2 separate regions of the Homo sapiens genome follow, and region 1 is linked to region 2. The links are chromatin loops, found by intact Hi-C in ENCODE. Cell type or tissue: IMR-90. All regions are shown on one strand. Each heading gives the region's core, and the rest is flanking DNA. Links, peaks and the distances in the headings are about the cores only.

Evidence for each region. Hi-C counts contacts between places; a loop is a spot of excess contacts. Peaks named below come from ENCODE experiments on the same cell type or tissue, not always from the same donor. Only the 100,000 strongest peaks of a DNase experiment are listed, where the experiment ranks them.
Region 1: a loop joins it to region 2, with 4 times the contacts of the local background. A loop is called at or near these places in 13 of 110 quality-filtered maps.

What each region holds. Positions count from the first base shown.
Region 1 is chr18:68,921,108-68,929,101 of GRCh38, reverse strand. The region is part of intron 6 of CCDC102B (coiled-coil domain containing 102B); the gene reads right to left. Among named protein-coding and RNA genes, the nearest start is that of CCDC102B, 130 kb to the right of the region's middle. In IMR-90, for the core only: a CTCF peak has its summit at 3,639; no DNase peak of the experiment used is centred there.
Region 2 is chr18:70,069,423-70,077,416 of GRCh38, reverse strand. RTTN (rotatin) reads left to right here. Exons shown (of 49, transcript NM_173630.4): 33 at 1,876-2,065; 34 at 3,423-3,511. Among named protein-coding and RNA genes, the nearest start is that of CD226, 130 kb to the right of the region's middle. RefSeq lists a silencer at 4,470-4,764. In IMR-90, for the core only: a CTCF peak has its summit at 4,535; no DNase peak of the experiment used is centred there.

The sequences.
Region 1 (7,994 bases), core at 2,678-5,177, 1.1 Mb after region 2:
ACTTATGGCTGCTGACTTTTAGCTATGACGAGTTGAAATGTGTTTGATGAAAATCCTCAATAGCTCATTGAGCACGTATTCCTGGTCTCCAGCTGACTGACTGCATTGCCTCTCATCACCACTTCAGAAAGGCACACCTTTTCTGCCGCTTTGTCATGCTCTCCAGCTTTCCACCCTAATTTCTCCATTGCTTCTTCTAGCATTGAGGTTAGATACCACGACTCCTCATTTCAACTACTTTCTTGCCCTACAATAATCCATTGTCCCCCCTCTTTAAAATCCAGCTGCCAAGAAAAGCAGCAGTTTTCCTCTACTTAAAAGCATTAAAAAGGCTCAAGTTAATTAAAAAATTTACCCTACTACCTAACGTAACGATTATTAAATTTCTAGTTTTTTGAAAAGATCACATTCAAATATCTTAAAAGAGTAGTTTGTAATAGTTTCTTCCATTTCTTCCCTTTCCACTCCAGTATGGGTTCTTCGCCCTATTTCCTCCCCTCTGACAAGCTCTCACCAAGCTCACCATCAACTCCTGTATCATAAATCCAAAGCATGCCTTTTATTCTTCATTTTATCATCTGGCATGGCTTGACAGAGGTAGCCACGTCCTCCTCCTGCACTCAGTGTTTTTCAAGCCTTATCCCATTCTTCTGCTTTTCTCCTTTTCCTTTTGATGATCCTCCTCAGCTTCGTTTGCCAGCTCTGCCTCTCTAATTATCAACTGTAATTTCTAGGGATAAGGATGAGTCTCGTATTTGTTCTTCCTTCACTGTCAATAGCCTTTTGCCTTCCCATAAGATTGTTTGCCACCTGTGGGTCTAGGATTCTGAAATCCATGCTGATAATCCAGGCGATGTCTCCAATGTCCTGATCCGTATAGTACTCGAAACCGTAACTTAATAACTGAAATGTGTTGAGTTCTTAGTGTGAGCCAATATTGAGATTAAGAGCTTTCACTAATTTATCTATTAATCCTTTGAATACAGTATAATCACCACTTTACAAATGAGGAAAATGAGGCTTAGAAAAGAGAGGAGCTCAAGTTCACACCTCTAACAGATGGAGTCCAAATTCATACCAAATCCCAACTTCAAGTGCTTGACTATCATCTAACTGCCCAGTGTCTGTAAGTTAAACGTTTTGTGTGCTTCAAATCAGACCCATCTGAAGATGACTGAATAGATGTTTCCACCAAAACAAACACTCCCTGTAAAAAATCCATTGCTCTTTCAGTGTACCAATCTCATTTACCTCTGTAAAAAGCACCACTTATACCTAGTTACACAAGCAGCTCTCCCTCCTTTCTCTCCCTAGATACTGGTCACTCAACTATCTGCAATATGTAAGACCCCTCTTCTCCAATGAACTTCACAGTGCATTGGGTAATTTCTGTCTTGGTTAGTATTATATCCCCAGAAGTGGGGAAAGTATTAGCTACTATTTGATTTTCAAAAAAGCCTAGTTAACTTATGGGCTATTAACTATCAATATTATATCATGCATAATTGTTGAAATTTAAATCAATCAATGTCATTTCTAGGAATTATTTGGCGTCTTCCCAGGTAGGGAAATTTCTACCCAATATAATGTCATATAATGAATAAAACAGAACAGCGTATGAAGACAGAAAACAGGGGAGGTAAAAACTATTGACTGTTAGGTCTACACTCTACGGGACAGAAACTAAATTTATCTGATTAAAATGGTATCCTCTATCTACCAGATTGCCCTTGCATTGTAGCTGCTCACAAGATATTTGTTGAATAAATGGATAAATGCTTAATTGAAGATGACTTTCATATGTCGAGCATTATGAATGTGTTATATGCATGATCTTATTCAATTTTTACAATATTCTTATGAGGACATTTAATTTAAAAAATTCTGGAACTTAATGAGGTTAAAAATTATTTCCAGATTATGGAGCCCATCTACATCTACATCTGACTCTGAAGCTCACAGTCTTTCTCCTGCACCATAACTACTTTCCGTTACACATGCTTACTCCATTTACCACAGACTCAAATATTTCCAGGTAGAATTCACAATCAAAGTTTCAAACAAACTAACTTTTGGCTCATTTATCGTATAGGCTTTGTATAAGATATTGACTAAAGAATATTATCTGACTTGTAAAAATCTAATCAGCTAACATTTTTATCTATCCTAATTAACGTATACCTGATTTTCCCATTTAGTGCTTAGGGTAAACATTTGTAAATCTTTATTTAGAAACAAATCATCTATATGGTGCTTCATTAAATCAATATATTCCATAAAGAATGATGATGAACATAAATCAAATGTGAACACACCCTGGAAGGAAAACCATTTCAAAAGTGAATTCTAACTTCACAAATATACGTTACAAAAAGGGCAGTGACACAAAGATATTCATTACATAATGAACTTTAATAATAAAAATCATTTGTGGATATAATGGCAATAGTGACTTTGGAGATAGCTTAATGTCACTGTCATTCATGACTTTTAATATACGTGAAATAACAATCAGACATCCCTTAACTTCAAGTCAATTGAACAATTATGTCTATTGCAGGTGTTTCTAAAAGAGAATTATATTCCATTTAGCTTCTGCCTCCTATAAAATACCTTTTTATAAAATTATAAGAGTACATACTAAGTCAATGAAAAAAGATAATAGAAAATTTCAACTCTAATGGATTTTTAAAAATCATTATAGGTATTTTATTTCATAAACTGATTCATCAATGCTTCTGCAAAAACATAATAGACAATTTAGCTTTTTTAAAGGCAGAAGTAGTCATTAAAAAATTATAAATATTGAGATTATATTTGATTAAACTATATTTGATTAAATCTTAGTTACAGATAGAATGTATAAATATTTCTAAATACTTTCAAGTTGCAAAACTTTTCTTGTTCTTGCATATTGAAAAATATTTATTGTTACACTATTACATCAAATATTTAAGAAAGAATCATGAAATATTCCATTAACTTTCCTACTGCATGTTAGCAAAAGCCATTATCTATCCATCTTGGCTTCCTTTGTTTTCATCCTAATTCCAATTTTTAATATTTTGCTAATTTATTATCCCTGGTGGAGAAAACTCCAAAATGTATAAATATTGATCAGAATATTTGTCTTGATTTGTTTATAAAAAACAAAAGTGTCAAGTAAGAGGTTGTTTTATTGTTTTCTTTAAAAAATGTCTCAGAGATATATATTGATAATATACTCCTCAAAATAACTGCTTATTAGAACTGTCTATTGTATTGGTGTTAATGACTGAATGTTCATCAGGGGGCTTTTTGATGATTCATCAGGCAGAATCATCATTGGCATGTACCCTTATAAAACAGCTGATATCTTCCCAAACATCTACTGGCTGAAAATAACATCTTCCACTTTTAAAAAATTAATACTGCTCATCTGAATTAGTAACCACCTATAAGTACAAAATGAAACAACTTATGTTATAGCTTAAAGCATTGACCCATAGTAGGTACTCCTAAAATAAGAATAAAGAGGTGTTGCTACCACAAAGCAGGCTTTGTGGCCAAAATGTCATAAATAGAAACTGAGAAAAGGAAAGGCAAAACTAATTTGCTGACTTGGTGCTTCCTTTTTCTAATCTGATGTCACCCCCTACCCCTCAGTGGAGGACATGACAAGGAGAGAAAAGTAATGAACAGACTCAGGCCTCCCCTTTTGGGTGTGCTGTGGTTCTAGCCCCGTCTGTATATTTGAATCACCTGGAAACAGGAGTCACCAAAAAAGGTGCTGATACCATCACAGCAAGCCAGATTGATTTATCAGACTCTGGGGAGTGGTATCTGACTGAGTATTTCTGAATCATCTCTCCAACTGATACTAATATGAAGCTAGGTTTGAGAACTAACGAAGAATAGTTTTATACATATTTCTATATATTTTGTAATACATTTTGTCAGAGAAGTTGTAGATGGTGGTAGGATAGGAAGACCTGGTAGAATGCTTTTCCATAGCATAATTGGAGGGCTGTCGTTTTTGAGAACATTGGTTCTTCCATGCATCCTTTCTGAGTGCCTTAGTGCATAGCAGTAGCCCCTAAGGTGTGGTTTGTTGGCCAGCAGCATTAGTGTCAGCTGGGAACTTGTGAGAGATGCAGATACTTAGGCCTGTCACAGACTTGCCCAATCAGCAAATCTGGGGGTGGGCACTGGTAAACAGTATTTTAACTAGCCCCCTGGGACTCTGGTAACCCACTAAAATTTGAGAAGCATTTGGCATAAGTGTTTGTACAACTCAGCTAATCTCAAAGGGATCAAGAGGATAATTTATTTCTTCAGTGCTTAACAAGAACCTTGAAGTGAGGACCAGCATGGGCTTGTGTGCAGACGGTGGGAGTCCATGTCAGGGAACAATTGTTCAGGCCTATTGATAAGTCCCCTGAACTACCTATCTCCCCTCACATAGAAATTCTTCTGAAAAGCTGAGCATCCAGAGGATTTCAATGTTGCACTTTTGTTGATACATCCAACCAAATCTGGGTGTAAATGGGTGTTTATTAGTCCATTTTCATACTGTTATAAAGAACTGCCTGAGACTGGGTAATTTATAAAGGAAAGAGGTTTAATTGACTCACAGTTCAGCATAGCTGGGGAGACCTCAGGAAACTTACAATTATGGCAGAAGGCAGAGAGGAAGCAAGACACCGTCTTCACAAGGTGGCAGGAAGAAGTATGGTGGAGGTAGGGGGAAAAGCCCCTTATTAAACCATCAGATCTCGTGAGAACTCACCCACTATCACAAGAGCAGCATGGGGGAAACTGCCCTCATGATTCAATTACCTCCACCTGGTTTCTCCCTTGACACATGGGATTATGGGGATTACAATTTAAGATGAGATGTGGGTGGGGACACAAAGCCTAACCATATTAGGTGTATAAGGAAAATGTAACCAATGGGTACCTAAAAATAGAGATCTGATAAGTTTTGGGGGGGAAGAAGGGAAAAGGGGGCTGAGACGCAGAGACTGTACCACAGCATCAGAAGTTTTAAGACATATTGTAGTAACATAGGCAGTTCAGAAACTTTAATCCTACGAGAGTTCCTTGGTTGCTAATGATGCTACTTACAGCCATAAACATAGAATGAAACAGGCATTTCAGGAAAGTATAATAGCTGTGGGACAAGCAGCAAGTTTTGCTGATGATGGCCACAGATCCCTTGCATAGTTGGTAATTTAAAACCATTTCCCATAGGATCCATATATTCATTATTATGAACCTCTTAGCTGCAAATGCAGGCTAACCATGTCTCAGATGGAATGTGATCTGTGTTGGTGACTACTCATGTGTGATGTTGTTTTCTAGGTGATATAAAGACAACAAGCTTAATGCAATTCTGTTACCAAGGTCGCCACTAACTCTCTTTAATTTCTGGCTCACAGGAAGGCAATATTCAAACAATGCTTTTCTTCACTCTTTAGTGTGAACCTGTGTTTGAATACTTGCTTCTTGTTACATATTCTCATAGGATTTCAGGTGTCTCATCTACAAAATGGGGGTGATAAAATACCTATCAGCTAACTTTTTATGATGTCATATTCACACCATACATAGCACAAGGCATTGCACATACTATGTGCTCAATTCGTGGCAGTTATTTTAGTATTAAATAATAATATTATTTATTAAATTGATTTCAGTAAAATAATTATGTTGGTGTCATACACACTGTATAGTTTGCATAGGTATTTTATTACAAATATATAAAAATACATATATACATTTTTGTATAGCCTGATTTCTGTAGTGTACAATAAATGTACATTTCATATACATTTTTTGTATACACACTAAGTACCTATATTTGTGCCTGGAAAAATTTTCTTGGGAGTTACATAAATTGCTAAATGATTCCCTGTTTTTATTAAAACAGGACAGAATGGTAAAAAAAAAACTGTATGTGTATGTTTCTGTATGTTTATATTTATATGTTTTCATTTAACAGAGATTCTCCATGTCCTTTTTTGGAGTAGAAGGCAGTATAATATAAAGGAGGAAACAGGGGCTTTTGAATCACATTGACCCATTCAATGTAATATATTGAATTTTTTTTATTGCAAGCCATCTAAAAAGGCAACAGAGATCAGAAGGCTAAGTAATGTCAGACTTGAGCAAGTCACTAAGCCTTTCTGGCAACTTCCATGTTTGTAAAATATCAATAATAAAATTTATACCCAAGATTATAGTTAAGGTAAACCCACATAGCAAGTATGAGCAGCTGGCTTATAATAGGTGCTCAATAAATATCCTTTCCCCCAATGGGAACCTTATTTGTGTCCCTGCTCCATGAAACCGGACTCACCTGGACAAAATCTCTGGGTACAGGTGAGGAATGGGTTTATAAAAACAGAGTAGCAACCTGGGAGAGAAGAAACCGCAACAACTAAAGAGGGAACACCTGAGGCTTCAGAAGGCATGGGGAGAGAGATCCACCTGAGTCAAGCAGCAGGCATGGCTGGACCTGCTGGGCCTTTTATCATCAACCACAGCTCATGAATGCAGACTTGTCTTGTGCATGCACAAACGCACAGACTGGACAACCTTGTTTCATTTGAACTGATAAAAATTCAAGTGCTGCTTCTGACTCCCAACTGGCCTTCAGTTATGTATGCATGGCTATTGAATCTGCAAATATGTGGTGATTCTGTTCTTGAGGCCTAAACAAATCAACATAATACTGATCCAAAACAAGTTCAACAATTTCCAAACTAGGGTAACCTGTGTCCCCTCTGAGACAGCATAAGCCGTATATCAGCAATTCTTGTATGAGTTGCAATTAACAACCCATAATCTACATCTTGGCTCAACAAGGAGAAAGATATGTAGTCATCAACAATTTCTGCTGTCTTAATTAACACTGTTCAGGTGGAGCAGTGCATATGAGCCATAAGATGAGAAGTGAAAATGAATGATTATCTGAAATAAGACACACTACTTCTTCTGGGGGCTTATTCAATAGGCTGAGTGCAGGATTCTGGTGTGCATGGCTGAGATCAATATTGCTGATTGGCCTCATACTGCTGATCAGAATTCTGTTGATAATAGCACTAATCAAGTGTTGTATGAGACAAACTGAATGAAATCGGACCCAGTCCCTATCAGAGCATCAAATCCAAGTCCCAAGAGTAGTGGTGTTGTGTTAGTTGTTGCTGTAACAAATTATGACTAACAATGGTTTAAACAATACAAATTTATTATCTTGGAATTCTGGAGGTCAGAAGCCTGACATAGCTCTCACGTGGCTACAATTGCAATATTTTAATAGGCTCTACAGGAGATTTGCTTCTTTGATCATTCAAGCTGTGGCAGAGTTAGTCCCTTGTGTTTGTAGGATTACGCTCCCCATTTCTTTGCTGGCTGTCAAGCAGAGGCCTTTCTCTGCTCTTAGAGCCTGCCTGAAATCCTTGGCTTGTGCTCGCTTCTCTATCTTCAAAGCCAGCAATGGCAGGTCAAGTCCTGCTTATTCTACTGCCAACTCGATTGCCTTAATTTTCTATATTTAAGGACCCTTGTGATTACACTGGCCCCATGGAGATAATGTAGGGTAATCTATATATGCGATGTTAACTGATTAGCAGCCTTCTTTCCACCTGCAAAACTCTTTTTGACATATAAGTAACACACTGACAGTTCCAGTGACTAAAATTTGGATAGCTTTGGAAACCATTATTCTGCCTACCATAGACATACAGTTAATCAGGCAAAGAGAGAGAGCTTGTGTGGGGAAACTCCTCTTTTTAAAAACCATCATATCTCATGAAACTTATTCACTATTATAAGAACAGCACAGGAAAGACTTGCCTCCGTGATTCAATTACCTCCTACTGGGTCCCTCCCACCACACGTGGGAATTCAGGATGAGATTTGGGTGGGGATACAGCCAAACCATATCAAGGACTAAGGCTAGAATATTGGAAGAGGCCTTAAACGTTTCTGTGTATCACTGCTGAGGGCAC
Region 2 (7,994 bases), core at 3,453-5,952:
CAGCAGATTTAAGATCTCTCAAAGAGCTGTAGATGTCATTTTTTTCTGTTTTTAAGATTTATACAGTTTACATTCTCTTCTCTATTTTCATTAAAGGTTTGTGAATTTTGGGTTGTGGTAACTGATAGAGGAAGCATTCATGTAGACATAATTTTGCAAAAATATGAAAAATTGCATAATTTTATATAATCTGTATGGCAAAATATTTTTAAGTGGTTCTTTGTATCATTATAAAATATATTTTGAAAACTAGTTTTTGTACAACTTTGATTAATCACTTTTGATTTATTGAATTTTTTAGATGGAGTGAAGCTAGTAAACCCTCTACAATTCTTGTCTTATTTGTTAATTCCTTCCCTATATTATTATAATGAGGACTCTAATTTGTGATGTTAAGCAGTTTATTGCAAATCTCTTGGGTGTTTGGCGTGTTTTGTACGTTTAAGTATGTTATAACTTGCTTAAAAGATAGAATTTCTTGAAGCTGTGAATGTTAAGATTGACTGTGATTTTGGGTGAATACTTCATTCTATATAATAAAATAAGGTAATGTATTAAAGGGCGCCAGTACCTGTAACATATACCTTGGTTAATAAACAGGAGCCACATAACCCCATTCACTTTGTATTACTCTCTATTTTACCTGATTCTTCTAGACCTCTGCATTTAAAATAACGACAGTGACCACCATGTGCTGGCTGTTCATTACAGTAGTCTTATTTCTTATATAAATTGCTCTGTTTAGGACGAGTAAGCTCACAGTGTTGGTAGATTTATTACAACACAGCAGTAACAACTTCATAGTCATAAAAGACATTGAATATTGAAGAGGTTTAATTATAATGATGTATATAAATGTCCTTAAAAAGAAGTGTTAATAGAAATAACCTTGTTAGTGTAATCGTGCCTTTAACTTGTGAATTCCTTTGTCTTCCTGAAGAGTAAGTTAAAATATCCATCTTCTTTTGGTGATGGGGAGGGTGAGAGAACAGACACACATACAAATCTTATGGTTAAAGGTCAACTTGCAATATGTTTTGAACGTATCTTTCCTGTTGGCTCTTAGATTTCTGTTTGCTATCTTTTATTTTTCTCTCTCTTATGGCCTGTTTTGAAATCTTAACTTTATTATCATTTCCCAGAAAATAGAAATATTTATAAACTAATGGTAGGATTATTTGCAAACTTCAAACCAATCCTCATTGCTTGCTTTTTGCTATTAGATACTCCAGGAAAAGTAGTAAGTCACAATGCAAAAAATTGTTTGGGAAAAATGCAAAGAGAAAAATTGTGTAATAGCAGATTCTTTTCAGCCTCCTGGTGGCAGTTCATGTGTGTGTATGTATACATGTGTGTGTTTTTTTTCCTTGTCAGGATTAATTCAGTGGGAAGTAATGTGACAGATTTTGCCATATGGATATTGATGGACCTTTTCATTTTACCTGGCTTAGTGATAGGTATAAAAAATAATTCTGAACATAATATATGGACCACCTTATTTCATATATTTTAACACCTATTATTTTACTATTATATGTAGGTTGAAAAATACTGCTTTTATTGTGTTTTTGGTGCAAGTATATGATTTCTTGGTTAAAGCTGATCATTCCATAGAAACATTTTAAATGAAATGGCCCCTCAAGAGAAAGATCAGCTTTGTCCCTTCACGGGGGTGTTTAGGCAGCAAAGACCTAGAGTATTATGGAATAATTTGTCCTAGGTCAGGCTGCTATAACTGTGTAAGGACAAAAGCAGAGTGGAAGGAGATGGGAGCATCTGGGACCCATTTGTTTCCTCGAGAGGAGACAATGGATCTTTTTAAGGAAATTGTTGGATAAATCAGTGTCTCCTCCTTCTTTCCCTCTCTTCCTACAGGGTCCCTGTGTTCATGATGAGGACTCTGGCCTATCGCTCATTGGAAAACCTGCCCTTCAGGCTCTTTTATATCACTGCCATTTTTATGAACATTTGAATCAGATGGTAAAGCATTGTTACCTAGGACGGTGTATGTTTGATTTGAATTTTTCTGCTTTTGATAGAAATTCAGAAAGCAATGATTTAAATGGTAAGTACGATATCTTTGTATTTTTATTTTTGTAATATGTAACTTGTAAAAACTGTTAAAAATACATATATTTGTTTTAAAAATTTGAAAAATGAAAGTATACAGGGAAAACATTCATTTCCAGTTCTACCACCCAGAGAGATGTATTTTCTTCCCGTCTTCTTTCTCTGTATAGCCTTTGTTTGTTTTATGTAATTATGTTCATATCTTGTGTACATTTTTGTATTTCCTTCTTTCACTAAATATTCTGCAAGCATTTTTCTATGTTATAAATTCTTCATGGAAATTATTTTTGACATCTTATTAATACTTTATAAGTTATGCCCATCAGTACAGTTTTATAGTTTCTTTCTCTGTTAACGTCTCAAACTTTTTTGGAACTTTCACTTCTAGGCAATGTACAGTTTTTTTATCCTTCTTGTGAATGAGACTTTTTCCCACTATATTTTCTAATTCATTTTGCTCATGTATCAAAAAGTTATTTATTTTAGTATGTTACTTATTTGTCACAATATTTTCCTGAAACCTTTTTATTCCTTTTGTTTGTAGGTTCTTGTAGATTTGCTAAGTATAAGATCTGAGCACATAAAAATAATTATATCTTGTAATAAATAGTAATTTAATAATATAAATAGCTTTTATTTTTAAATTCATTTTTATAATAATTTTTTAGAATCTTGCCATAGTTTCAAACTTACAGAAAAGCTTCAGGAATAGTACAAAAGAATTCTCAAATGTTAACATTTTACAGTATTTACATCTTGCCACATGTGTGTGTATGTGTGTATAAATAAACGGATATGTATGATCTATATATACTCTTTTTGAGCCATTTAAGAGTAAGTTGAAGACATGAAGTTCCTTTATCCCCGAATTATTAAGTGTGAATGTGTGATTCACTTTTCTGTTTACTTCTTGGAAGAATCAAGAAAATGAGATTTGATGAAGTTTTGAACATTTTAAATATCCCTCTTAGAAAAGTGACTCACTTAATTGTTTAGATTTCTCTGGATCAGTTACTTAGAGCATGGCCCTTAAACTAACAGCATTGGCATCTTCTGTGAACTTGTTAGAAGTGAACACTCAGGGCTTCCACTCTGACCTGGGGTATTGGAGCCTCTGGGGCTGGGGCTGAAGCAGCTGCTTTAGCAAGCTCTCAGTGATTCTTATGCACATTAAAAAAAAACTCTCCTTAGATTTTTTTTTTTTTAAATAGTGGTCTATCTCAGAAGCCAGATCCATATAAGTTTTTTCCTTTCTTTAGTTTTGAATTGGTTTCCTGTAATGCGTACCCTTTTAATTAATTGTTACAGTTCCTAGGAGGGTGTCCATGTTAACAATTTTCTCGTTGTTGCAGGTTTAGATGACTCATTCAAGTTTTGGAGGGCTCCATCTAGGACAAGTCAGGATCGAGATCCAAGTTCTCTCTCCACCTCAGAAACAACGGTACTTGCAAAGAATGCATAAGTCCTTTATTTTGAATCTCTGAAAAAATTTGAGTTTGCCTAGTGGGAGAGTTAAGAATACAAAGTGTAAGGTTATAACAGCTATGATTTATTCGAAGTGCTTTCTGCAGAATTTTGCTAAATTATTGTATTCAAGCTGCACATCAGTCATACATTATAGATACTTATCTTGCTTTTCTGTGTGCGCAAGCCACTCTGAAGTAAAGTAACTTTGTGATCATTAGTGCTATAGGTAGCAGAACTGGAGTTTGAACCAGGGTGTGTCTTGCTACGGTATAGCTACACTGAATATCCCTTTAGTTGAGAATTTTCAACCTCTCTTTCCTACCTTTTTTGATAGTACGAAAGTGTGAAAATATGTTTTTCGTTAGTATTAGAAGAGAACAAATCCTACATGTTAAAAATGGTTGATTACCCTGAAATTGTGCTTAAGGGCAGGGCAATATGAAGAACATTCAAATGATTCTAGTGTGGTGCTGACAGCTTTAAACACACTTCTAAATACTTGCATCACATAGAAGTTTATCTGGAATACCTGAAATTTATATATGCCTGTTTGCATGCCTTCTTTCCTTCCCCTTTCATTCATGCATTAGTTGCTTTTTTTGCAGAAAAGTTTGAAACACTGAGTATTTATAAGGAATGATTGATACTAGGTTTCAGTTATTTACAAACATACAGAATCATTTATTCTCAACTGGGAAATGTTACTTTTAATTTTAAAGTGTTTTTGAAATAATTAGTGTATTATACAACATATCAGGAAGGGAAAGATTTGATACACCTGTTTCCAGGAACAAAAATAATATGAGAATAATAATTATACAGACATTATAATGTAAAGATTATGTTTAATCTATCTCCTAGTTTCTCAAAAGACTGATACTTTTTGCTACAGTTTTAAGTCTTTTTTTCCCTAGATTCAAGAGAAGTATTTGTGTTTAGTGCTACATTGGACCTTTGTATGGAAAAGTAAGATAATTACCCGAGTTCCACTAGATGTCATGCTTTCCTTTCCAAGGTGGAGATAGTGTGTACCTTTGTCTCAACAAGAGCAGTAATATGATAAATGCCAAACTGAATTGTCTTAATTGGTTATTTAGTTCACAGAAGGACAGCATGAAAGTGTGCTTAAAAGTAAATTTTGTTTGTTAGCCTATTTGTCAAAAGGGCTATAGACTAGCCTTGAAATCTTTGTACATATTTCAGTTTTTTTGCTTTTAGTAGGTACTCAGTAAATAATAATTGCTCTAATTAACTTTGAGTTATCTTAGCTATTTTGTGGTGAGCACTGAAGTCATATTTATCCTATACAAGAAAACCTAAATACAAAAAGCAAAAGCATATCAACCTTTTGAATTTCTCTATTTTGTAATAACATTTAATCTTACAGGTTAGAATACTAGATTTTCTGAGAAAATTTGGAAATATGTTATTAATTGTAGTCATTATTAAAGAAAGAAGCACCCCAATTAAAGTGAAGGTCTTTAACTTGTTTGTGTTTGAATGTAACACAGACTTTTAGAAATATATACCAATGGAATCTTTTCAGTTTTTTTAAAAGAATTTTGTAATATGTGTAAAATTTATTTCTTATTATTTTCTCTAAAGGCTAGTGTATTCTGTTAGAATTTTTACAGAATTTACTTTTTACTTTCTTTTTCGGGAGGTTTCCAAACAACTTTTAGAATGGGTGACTTTTAGTTACAAAAATAGTCTTCGTACCCTAATTCTACTAGTTATATTTTCTTTACCATACCCAAGATGATGTGTATCTTTGTCCCAACAGGAGAAAAATCTGGAGAGTGTTTTCATTCTGCCAGTGTTACTTTAAACCAAAGCTGTCAGTACTTCGACCAAGGCATACTTTCTTATGTATAAAAAAATGTTGAAGTTACAAATTGAGGTATAAGTTGAGTGGATGTAAATCTTATTAATCAGCTTATCTGCTTATTTATATCTTTGTTTTGTTTATCTCAGAATTGAGAAAAAATGCAATCCTTTATTGGTTAGTTGGCTGGTTTTTCCATTTTATCTTTCCAAGGAAAGCATCATCTTTTGATTTGGGTCATGTCATCCAGCATGCTCTCCTGGGTTACTATCCATTTTGTGCTGTTAATGCCAAGTTAGGGACTTTCATGCTGTTACCTAATGTGTATTAGTTCCGTTGTTTGGCAAGCTTCGTAAGGATTGTTGGGTCCTGTATGTTTGATAAACTGCAGATAGAGTAAGCAGAGTGTCATTGTTAGCTTTGGGGCATCGCCCTTGTAAATGCTTCCTCAGGAGTGGCCTCTATCGAACTCAATATTCTCCTCCTCTGGGGTAGGAGGATGCAGCCATTAGGTGGTGTTTTTCTTCTCGAAATCACGTTTATATCCAAGATGGATAGCTGTTTGTGCCTCTTACACACCTGTGTGCAGCAACAGCTTTATGACCAAAATTTGGTCTCTTCTGTTGTTCCTGAGCAGAACTATGTCTGTATTTTTTTAAATTTATCAATTGTCAAAATAAAATATGTGGGAAATATAATTCCTTTCTTTTTGAGCCTTTCTTTGTGAAATATGTGATCTTTCAAACTTTTTTCTGGAACACAGATTTAAAGAAAACTGATTTTAGTTTTTCTAAACATTTAAAGAGAATTTTTACACTTCATAGTCTTAAAACAACTGAAAAGCATTGTTACTATTTTGCAAAAGAGGAAATTAGGGCATGGAGTGAGGTCCCACTCCATGGAGTGCATGCTTGTTCAAGTTCCTAGCATGGTAACTGGTAGACCATTCTTTTGAGTCCAGAAGTATGTTTGCTTCCTCCTTCACTCTAAGGCCAGATGTGATTGATCCCATAAAAGATGGTGTAGTCAAGGGACAGTGAGGTTTCTTTAGAGGGAAAGATGAAATGAAAAGTGGTTTTGTGTAGGAAGTGGCCACTGAAATGGGCTTTACAATATTATCCCCTTCTCTTTTATATGCATACAAACATTTGCAAGGGACTGAAAAGATTCAAATATTCCTTAGGATTCAGTGACCACTTAACAAATGACAAAAGTCTACTTGAGAACATAAAGCATACTTAGACTTTCTAACTAAATATGAAGTTGTGTTGTACTGAAGGCATTAACATTCAGAAAATGCAAGAGGTTGTTTGGAGTAGAATGTGGGACGGAAAGCTAAAGTTTGATGACCTGACTAATCAGATAGGAGTTAGTTAAGAAAGCTGAATCAGCTTTTGGATTTGAAGAGGTAAGATATAAGAGCTATAAAGATAAAGATGTAAGGATATTTCAGCAGCATGGAATGGCATGAAACATTACAACTGATATGAGAGAAATAACGTATTGACACTCATTTGATGGTAGTTAAAATTGTTTTATAGAAGGAAGAGTAGACAGAGGATAGTTTAAGCAGGGATGGATCCAAGAGGCTTTCTAAAAGAAAAATAGTTTTGACATAGGCATCACTGATAGGACATACAAATACCTCCAGCATGGTGACCCCAGGAAAACTTGAGGAGGTGGTAGTTTGTGTGATGATGGAGAGAGAAAGAAAATGTTATACTCTGTTTAAATAAATTTCAGCTACCTGTGGATTATCCAGAGTCTAACAACCTCTTATATTTAGTTAGGAGGAAAATACAAGTGAGACAAGCTCTTGGAAATTTGTGCTCTTAGATTACACACAGGATGGCACAGGAACTGTGACTGTGTTGTGGTGATGATCTGTCTCTTTAAGTGGTCCTTTGGTTAGACATGCAAGAATCGTCTATCATCTTCTGCTCATTCCTTCAGAGGACTTTTCTGAGCTTTCTTTTTTTTACATATATTGTACATAATCCATTTGAATTATGAATCTATTAGTTGAAATAATTTAAACTTCTTGTTATAATTTGGTTAGAATTAATGATTACAAATTGAGAAGCATGCCAAAGCTTTCCTGCTCCTGGGCATATAGAGAAAGGTATTATTTATTAAAATGAACACATGAAGCTTAGAATCTCTTAGAAACCCTTCATATCTTATATTTTTCCATGTTTTCAAAATGTGGCTAGACTTGTACTTTATTTTTTTCACACTACAATCCTTATTTTCTCCCTTTGTACCTTTTTAAAAACAATTAAATAAACTTTTTTGGCACCAGTACTGCTTTTGAGGGAAGTTGATGGAACTATTACAAGATCATTTTGGCAAATACAATATTCAAGTTCTGAATTAACTTTCAAAAAAAGTTAAAGTGTCTAGTGAAATCACTTGCTTCTGTAAGGCAGATACAAAGAAAATCATTTTTGTACATTGATGCATTTTTGCTTATATGACAGAAATTGTTTTTTACATTCCAGTTCTACTTGGATATGGCAAATGACTCTGCTATTTTCAGTGATTTCAAAGGGACTTTCTTAATTTTAGCTGCTTATTTTACACTGAAGCATAATTTAGAAACCTTCTTTAGTTACCAAATCTGCTTACAAAC